Regions from separate parts of the Homo sapiens genome. Here region 2 is linked to region 1. The links are chromatin loops, found by intact Hi-C in ENCODE. Cell type or tissue: prostate gland. All regions are shown on one strand. Each heading gives the region's core, and the rest is flanking DNA. Links, peaks and the distances in the headings are about the cores only. Region 1 overlaps TMOD1 (tropomodulin 1). Region 2 overlaps TDRD7 (tudor domain containing 7).

Region 1 (4,392 bases), core at 315-4,314:
CAAAAAAATTTTTTTAAATGAGCTGGGCATGGTGATGCACCCCTGTAGTCCCAGCTACTCGAGAGGCTGAGGAGGGAGGATTGCTTGAGCCTGGGAGCTGGAGGCTGCAATGAGCTATGATTATATCACTACACTCCAGCGTGGGTGATGGGGGAAAAAAAAAAAAGTTTAAAATAAGAGAAAGAGCTTTGTCAGGCTCAGGCTGGCCCTGAGCTGGAGAGTGGGCTGGGAAGTCTATGCTGACCCCAAGGGTCTGGCCTGGGTGACTGACAGGCAGAAGAGGAGCTGCAAACCAGGCCAGGGGAGGGTGGTGGTGCCAAAGCCGGACACGCATGCTGGGTTGGGCATGTGGGGCCTGAGGACTCCAGGGGGAGGTACCCAGAAGGGAGCAGGGGCTCAGGAAGGGGCCTGGGCTGGATAGACACCATCTGAGTGTCCTCAGCTTATCACAGGTAGCAGGCCCCACACGGGAGAAGATGAGAACCAGCCAGGGAGAACGTGAGAAGAGGGCAGAGCCCAGAGAAACAGGTGGGCCAAGAATAATGCGTCATCAAGGAGACCTGGGAGGATTCAGAAAGGAAGCAGGGAAACCAGGAGAGCTTCGCTGCAAGGAGTGGGAGCTCATTAAGGTCCCTTAGGACAGCGAGTGGGCGTGGCCAGATGGGTGGGCCTGGACAGGCTCATGGGAGGACAGGGGGCTCGTGGGAAACAGGCTGAGCCGTACCATCCAGGCTTGAGGGAGGGGGGCCTGGGCATTGTTGGGTCTTGTGTGCTCTGTCTCTCATGGGCAGCACAAGCTGTCCCTCAGGACTCCACTCCCTTGCCCATTCTCATCCCCCATCGCCTCAGCTTCCACACGTCCGCGATGGGCCCCCCAGCTTCTCTTCACCACAGCTGCCCCAACACCTGCCCCATCTTCTCCTCCTGTCCCAGTTCCATGTTATTATGGGTTGGATTGTGTCCCCAAAAAAGCTGCACCTGTGAATGTGACCTGTGAATGTGATAAGGTCCTTAGGGAAGCCCTAATGCAATATGACTGCTGTCCTCAGAAAAAGGGGAAATTTGGATCCAGACATGTGCAGAGGGTAGACACTGCGAAGAAAAAAACAGGGAAAGGAGCCTCTGCCGGCCAAGGAACACCTGAGGCCAACAGAGCAGCTGGGAACAGATTCGTCCTCAGAGCGAGCCAGCCCTGCTGACCCTTGATTTCTGACTTCTGCCTCCAGAACTGAGAGCCAACACACTTCTGTTGTTTCTGTCACTTGGTTTGTGGGGCTTTGACGGGGGCATCCCCAGGAAACAAATACAAATGCTAAGAAATGAATGAGCTAAGAACTCCTCTTTTACCCAACTCCTCTTTTTGGTTTTTTCTTTGTCTTGGGCCACCTTGGGACCTTGTCACTGGCCTTCCAATCAATTGGCTACCCTTGAGCCAGGCACCCCTCTGCCCAGTCATCTGAGAGTGGAGGGGTGACCCGTGATATGAAGCATGGCTGCCCTGAGAGGTGCCCCTTAAAGGGTGCAGGGGAGTAGCGGGGAGACAGCTCTCTCAGGAGGGACAGGGGACATTGCAGGTGCTCTTGCATCCCTGCAGCCGAGGGAAGAGAGATTCCAGAGAGGGAGGTAGATGGCATTGTCTTGGGATACAGAATTTAGTGTAGAGGGAACCTGACATAAAATCCCTTTGGCCAAAGTGTCTTCCGGAAGACAGGGACAAATCCACAAATATCTGGGGCATAAAGGATGGACTTTCTAAGTCAACCTTGCCTTCCCATCCTCAAGATGTTCACTGTGGCTGAAATAACAAGTCAGTATAACTGGAAAATATTTATTTGAACTTGTGACTCAGCTCTTCCTGAGCTCAAGGAAGTGCAGTCCATAAATCAAGATGATGCCGCGTAAGTGCCTCCTCTGGAGTGTTCCCACATTGGCGGGCAATGCTGGAGAAGCCATTAGCAGAAGTGACTGGACCGGCTGCCCGTGAAAGATTTAAAAGAGCCTTGTGTACTCCAGGAGCTGCTCCTTCTCAGAGCTTTCATTTCTGAGGCTTTCCTGATGGATGGCCTCAGCCTTTGACTCCCTCATTTTCACTGTCCAACCTGCCGAGTGCTACTTCCTGGCACAGCTTGTAAATTCTATTTTTTCATATTTAACGGAGGCTTAAGGCTTCTGCCACAGAGAAGCGGGGTGGCCGGATATGCTGTAAGTGTAAAATAGACACCAGATTTGGAAGACTTGAGTTTGCGAAGGTGTTTTAAATATATTTACCTGTCCTTTTATTGCTCTCACCAACTCTTGCTCAGGGTCACCAGGAGCTGCTGCAGGTGGGCCATGCTGGGAGCCCCAGCGGCTTCATCACCCCCTTCCTGCCCATCCCTCCCCTCTCAGACTTTCAGTCCCTCCAGATCTGGTCCAATCTTGCCGTGGTAAAGATGGGAAAACAGAGCATCTGAGAAGATAAGGGATTTGCCCAGGATTCCAAGTACCCTAGACCAGGACCCAGAGGTGCTCATTCCCCATTCCTCAGGTGACACCACTGGGCCAGGCACAGGGCAAGGCACTGGGAACACGAAGACACATAGAACACGGGTCCTCTCCTGAGGGACCTCGGAGCCTGACGACAGCATGGCTCGGGGAAAGGAGGTAGAGACTCCAGCAGCGACAGCCTCATAATAATGGCTAATATCTGTGAAGCCAGTTGACTGCACCAGTCAACCCCAGGCTACAGCCTCATCTGCTTGCTACCCCATGATCCTCACAATACCTTACGGGGGCGAGTACGGTTAGCCTCTCACTATGCAGACCAAGAAACCCAGTCCAGGGATTTTCCACTTTTTATTTGAGCCACAGAATCCTTTCTTCAAGTGAAATTTTATATGGAACCCAAATAAATACATCAGGTAAAATCAGGAGTGAGTCCCCCTCACTTATCCCTAACCCTTTGCAGGGCCCTGGAGGCACTTTCTCAGAGCCTGAGATCTCCTGTTGGCATAGTTTAAAAACCAGCCAGGTCAGTCAATGCTTTCATTTTTCAGAGGAGGGAAGGAACTTAGCAAGGGTCACCCAGGGAATTACTGTCACAATTAACACTCCAACCACAAGTCCTATGAAGCTCAGGCCTGTGCTCCATCCCTGACACCTCTTCTCTTAGGAAACAGAGGCCTTTTATTAGCAGCTATAAAATACAATCTCTTCTAAGCCATATTTTAAGACCGAGTTTGCAGTGGGCTCTCTGAACACACTGTTTTCGCCTCCCTCCCACCCTGTGTCTTCCCTACCTCCAGTTCTCCCATTTCCTCCACCACAGGAGAATACTGCTTCGTAGCAACCGTCCTTGTGAGCCAAGTCGATGAGTGTGGCTTGAAACTGACAGCTTCATAGTTTACCTTAGAGTTTTTGGTTCTTCTCAGTTTATTTCATGTTGTGCCTCATCACTCCATAATATTCACAGGACTCTTGACGTTAGAAAGGGCTTTTTAAATCCAGTGAAATAGGATTTTAGAAATCAATAGCACCTTGGGGTGTGTATGTGGTGCATTAACTTTCCTGGGTGCAGTAAGAGGAGACTTCTTTAGGAAATTTCATGATTTGCCCCCCTCAGGGTGGCATCTCTAGGGGAGGCCTAGTGCCCCACCACATATCCCTCCTTCAGCAGTCCTCATAGTTGCCACCTCCTTTCCTTTCTGGCTCTTTTCCCAGCCCCTTTTCCCCAAGCTGGCTTTGATAAAGGATTTCTTTCTCCCCTGCTCCCTCGGCCTGGCTGGTCCATTCTCCAGGGTCTGTCCATGACTCTTTTTCTAAGGCTTTTACTATAAAGCATCTAGAAAATAAGGCAGCTGGAAGAGGTAACAAGTATGAGACACTCCCAGGGTTCCCAACCTGTCTGATGTTCCCCAGAAGTGTTTCCCAGCTGGTCCTGTCCTTGTGTCCCTTCTTGTGTGGTTCTGATGTGACCCAGAGGTGAGGCAAAAAGCGTGTTTTCCAAACTTGGTTTTGTGAGATTCCATTTCCGGGTGCAGTTTCTCAGAGACGTGCTTTTATGATAAAAAAGACTGGGGGAATTCTGCTTGCAACCTATTCCTCTTGGAGACTCCATTGTATACCCACATACCAACATTTTTGAAGAAGTCCTGCAGTCCAGAGTCCTAGGGAACTTCATATAACCCAAAACCCGTTTGAGCACCAAAAGCTTGTGTTTGCAGCCTCTCTAAGAGATGCTAGTTTTAAGGCAGTTCTGGACATCTCTGTGAGTTGGTTCTGGAAGACTCCAAGCCCTTCACTGGAGTCCCTCTTGGCCCCAGCACAGAGATCATGGATCCTCTCCCCATCCTGGCTTCACTTAGGAAAAGCCAAATTAGGCTGTTTTCTGAGGGCCTTCAGGAAGGTTTTTTC
Region 2 (4,392 bases), core at 246-4,245, 50 kb before region 1:
AAACAATTTTAGTACAATGAAGGAAATAACCAATAAAGGAAATAACTATGATAGAAAATAACTCTGAAGCAAGAGATAGGCAGAGTGATGTGATCTCATTTAGATGCTTCAGAAATCATTCTGGGACTGTTGTGGGGGAATGGATTGTATTATAGTAGGGCACAGAAGGAAAGTAATACTGGTTAGGTGGCTGTTGTAATAGCCAGCTACCTTGTAACCTGGATTAGTGAAGATGGAGGTAGTGGAAGAGATTCAGGATATATTTGGAGGTAGAACTGACAGGACACTGACCTGTTGGAAGTGGATGGTAAGCAAAAGAGAAGATTCAAGATAAGCTACTGGGTTTGGGGCTTGAGCAATTGACTAGATATTGGTGCCATTTGTTGAAATTGGGAAGTCAGAGAGAAAAACCATTGTGGAGAACAATTGAGAATTTCATAGGACCTGCTAGGTTTGAGAATAGCTATCAGATGTCACATGGATGAATTTGGAGCTCAGGGAGCAGTTAGGACTGGAGATGTGTCAGGTTGGGAGGCATCAGCATATAGGTGCTATGTGAAATCACAGGACAAGATGAGATCCCCTAGAGAGAGAATACACGTAGAGAGGAGGAGGGGCCTGGGCCCAGGTCCTGAAACCCTTCAGTATTTACATGGAGGCATAAGGGGAGCAGAAAAGCCTGTAAAGATGGCCAAAGAAGAAAAACCAAGAGAGTGGTGTCACAGAAGCCAGAAAAAGAAAGCGTCTCATAAAGAAGGGAGTGACCAGCCTCGTCATTGCTGCTGAGAATTATGGGCTGGATGTGAAGAATAAAAAAGGTAGCTCGGTATTTTGTGCAGTAGCAAGCTCTTGGGACAGCGGTGATTGTAGCAATCCGGGCCTGAACTTGTTCCCCACATCCCCTTGAAGCTGACAGAGATGATTTCTCCCTTTATTTGGAGAAACCCCAGCTACTTAGCACCAGTCTTGCTTCGCTTGAATTGAACTTTGTCTGGTGGTAAGTACTGATTCCTTCCTTGCTTTCCCTGTCAGATCCTTGGTGAGTAGGAGAAACAGGAGATGTGGTCACCCGCTGAGGCTGGTGCCAGTTTGGCCTGACCCAGGCCCACATCCCAGGGGAGTCTGCTGGGTGATAGGTAGTGCTGGGAGACCTTTGGCCACTTGATGGTGCCAGAGAACCAGGAATGGACTGGGGCCTTATGCCAGATTATGTGACTACTGGCCCTGATCCCAGGACATTAGAGAGAGAGAGACTACTGAGCCCTCACAGAGCAAAGGACACAGAGCAGAGTGTGGTGAGAGTCACACTGGCCAATGCATGGACAAGTGTTTTATAAACTGCAGTTGCCATACAAACATGTATGATTAAAAACAAGAAAAGAAGCTACAAACAGTTCAGAAACACTTTCTTTTGAGGCTTTGGAGCAGTTATTCTTTAATCTGTTCTTGTGCTAAGAATACATTCTGAATTTCCCAGGAGTCATGATTTCACATGCTATGTCCTATTGTCAGACCACGTTACCTCCATTTTGGGCCTGGGAAGAACAGAATCTAAGTTGTAGGTGGTGATAGCTATTAAAGGAAATGAAAGCTGCCTGACTCCTGAGGCCTATGAGAAGCAAAAGCAGGTGCTAATTTAGGATTGGAGAAATAGACTTGTGCACTTAAATGGCCAGCTGCCTGACATGCAGCCCTACCAGCGATCTAGGCCTAAGTCAGTGTTGAGTCAGATGTGGATTCTAAGAGATGGTCTTTCTGATACAAGGTAGACAGGCCCCACAGGCCCGCTTATCACATGGCCAAGGAAAGGAGTTAGTGGTGTCTTCTGCTTTTTTCCCTTAGATTCTCTGCTGGGAAGGGTTTTTGTTTCGTGTGTTTAGTACCATAATCTAGGTACTAAGAAGCTGGCCTGTGGACTTTATTTTCAGGGAGGCAGTGAAAGGAACCTACCTCATGTTACTTGGTATTAAGGCCAAGACTTTGCCCTGGTGTTTGTTGTTTTGTTTGCTTTGTTTCTTTCAATAACCATCATCTCCTTTAATTAGAGATGCATATTAGGTTTTCAACATTTCCCTTAGATTCTTAGTTATTCTAAACCATAGCTTAATGTTTCTAGATTTTTATTTTTCTCAAAAAAAGGCTTTGTGTTTATATAATCCTTTTAAACTGAAGATTCTATAAATATTCTTAAAAATAATATCCAGGCTCTTAACAGTCTGTGCTAATGGTGAGGAAAAGTTGTTCAGGTTTCTGCAAACACAGACCTCTGTTCAGCAGACTTAGGGCCTTTTGCTGAGCTGAAAGAAGACCTAACCCAGCTTCACACCCTTGAAAAAAATAGGTACGCCTGTTTTTTAGTTTAGAATTCCATGTTGTTCAGCAGTGATACCATTGTTGTCATTGATGAAGCATCTCGGTCCCTGGAAGCACAGTAGCTGAGAATAGCCATCACAAATGCTGCTTTGGGGATTTAGAATCTGATAAATACCACAAGGATGATGCCTGCCATAGAAACAAATACTGCTGTCCAGGGAACGGGTGGAAATGTGTAACTCAAAAAAGAATAAGCTGATATAGGCATTATGATATTAATGAAAGCACCAAAGGGGAGGGGAGCAGAGTTGGCAGAACCAGGTAGATAGGCTGCTGAAAGACTGGCGACAGCAAGGTGGCAGGGCTGAGCAGTCTTGTTCTTCCCATTGAAGGGGTAGGGTGAGGTAGAAGACTGGGACCTGGAACTAGGACCCCTGGTTTCCTTGGTCTCAGCTCCAGCCTTTCTCTTCTGTGGTAAGTCAGGGGCACCTCCCCAGCTTTTTCCAGGTGCCACTCTGCCACTCAGCTTGCTGATCATGGAATAAGATTGAGCCAATTAAGTGTATCAAATGAATTTTTTAAAGAGAGGATAAAGAACTAAACATTCTGTGTTTTTAATCATTAGGTATGCTATGTTGACTATGGTTTTAGTGAAAATGTTGAAAAAAGCAAAGCATACAAATTAAACCCGAAGTTTTGTTCACTCTCATTTCAAGCTACAAAATGTAAGCTTGCAGGTAAGAGGAACTTTTTAAAAAACTCTCTCCATTTCAATAGGCTATTACCACTGTACATTTGGATAGTTGAATCCTAAAATGGACTAAGTATCTCATGTTATAATGTGTTACTTCTTGAAAGGTTTAAATTCATGTCGAATGTATTCTTTATAAGATACCATTATAAAAATGTTATGTTTTTATATTTTGTGTTATATATAAAAACGTATTATAATTTCTTATAAAAATTTCAGCCATCTTAAAGGGATTTTTCTTGTTCTAACTGCCCTAGTAACAATTGATAGAGGCCCTGTTTCATGACATTTGATGAGTTTCAATATGTTGTTCAGCATGTTGTGAGGTGACTCTCAGCCCCTTTCCCACTGAGATGTACTGTGGTGATGCTGTGAGGGTGTGACTGACACACCTTCATGTGCCCAAGCATGGGTTTGATCACAGGTCACATGCAGTTTTTGGCATAGTAGATGTATCATTGTTCTTTTCCTTCCTCCTAAAGGAAACAGAGGAATCCACCTGTATGAGAGTGCCATGTAGGGATAAACTTAAAGGACAGATGACACATTGGTCATGTCCGTGATAAGGAAAGGCATTGAAATATGCACCATGCCGGGGGGGACTTGAGCCAAATGCAGAAAATGATCATAATTATTTCATGAAAATTAGTACTCTGAAGAAATGCCTCCTTCCCAGTGGGATGAATTCTTATGTCACAGGAGCTGGGTTTGACTCTTATCTGTGAGATTAACCTGAAGAAATTTTAAAAACTTGTTAACAACTTTTAGAAGTTGGTGTTGGAAAGAACGTATCAAGGGCATAGGACAGGATTTAGGGTGTTGAAATTAAATGTTTGAGAAAAGTTCAAAGTTATATGTCTGGAGAACAGAACAAGAAGAAGAAAAAACTCGGAGGAGTCTGAATTTTAGCTTGTGGATTTAAAGTAGAAAAATATGGAAATAGGCATTATAGTACCATTGGGGGAATATGAGCTAGTTTTAATTCATTTAATACATTAACTTAGAATTGTCATATATGTTATGTGGAACTATAATTTTCTAAGAATTTAAAGAGTAGTTGGACTACAACAAAATTCATCTAATACCTGTGTTAAACACTACTTAATCTGTCTTTGATAAATCAGAAGGTTCTTTGGTATCCTAAGGGTCAATAAAAAAGAAACAATAGTGGTTGTCTCAATTTCCAATAAATGTGTGTTCATTTTATAAGAAAAATAATTGTATATATGTAGGAAGTGCATTACAAACATATGACTGGAAGACATAATTGATGGCTTCTCATATGTGTTAGTTTTTTGGTTTTAAATATGTGTTCATGTATAAAGTGA

What was found. Peaks named below come from ENCODE experiments on the same cell type or tissue, not always from the same donor. Only the 100,000 strongest peaks of a DNase experiment are listed, where the experiment ranks them.
Region 2: a loop joins it to region 1, with 7 times the contacts of the local background. A loop is called at or near these places in 1 of 110 quality-filtered maps.

The regions. Positions count from the first base shown.
Region 1 is chr9:97,517,183-97,521,574 of GRCh38, forward strand. All of the region lies in intron 1 of TMOD1 (tropomodulin 1), which reads left to right. Among named protein-coding and RNA genes, the nearest start is that of TMOD1-AS1, 2.9 kb to the left of the region's middle. In prostate gland, for the core only: no CTCF peak of the experiment used is centred there; a DNase peak (open chromatin) is centred at 1,929; H3K27ac peaks cover 2,338 bases.
Region 2 is chr9:97,467,620-97,472,011 of GRCh38, forward strand. It overlaps TDRD7 (tudor domain containing 7), which reads left to right. Exons shown (of 17, transcript NM_014290.3): 9 at 2,939-3,050. Among named protein-coding and RNA genes, the nearest start is that of TMOD1, 32 kb to the right of the region's middle. RefSeq lists an enhancer at 1,006-1,065. In prostate gland, for the core only: CTCF peaks have their summits at 1,166 (motif pointing right) and 2,668; a DNase peak (open chromatin) is centred at 1,192; H3K27ac peaks cover 574 bases.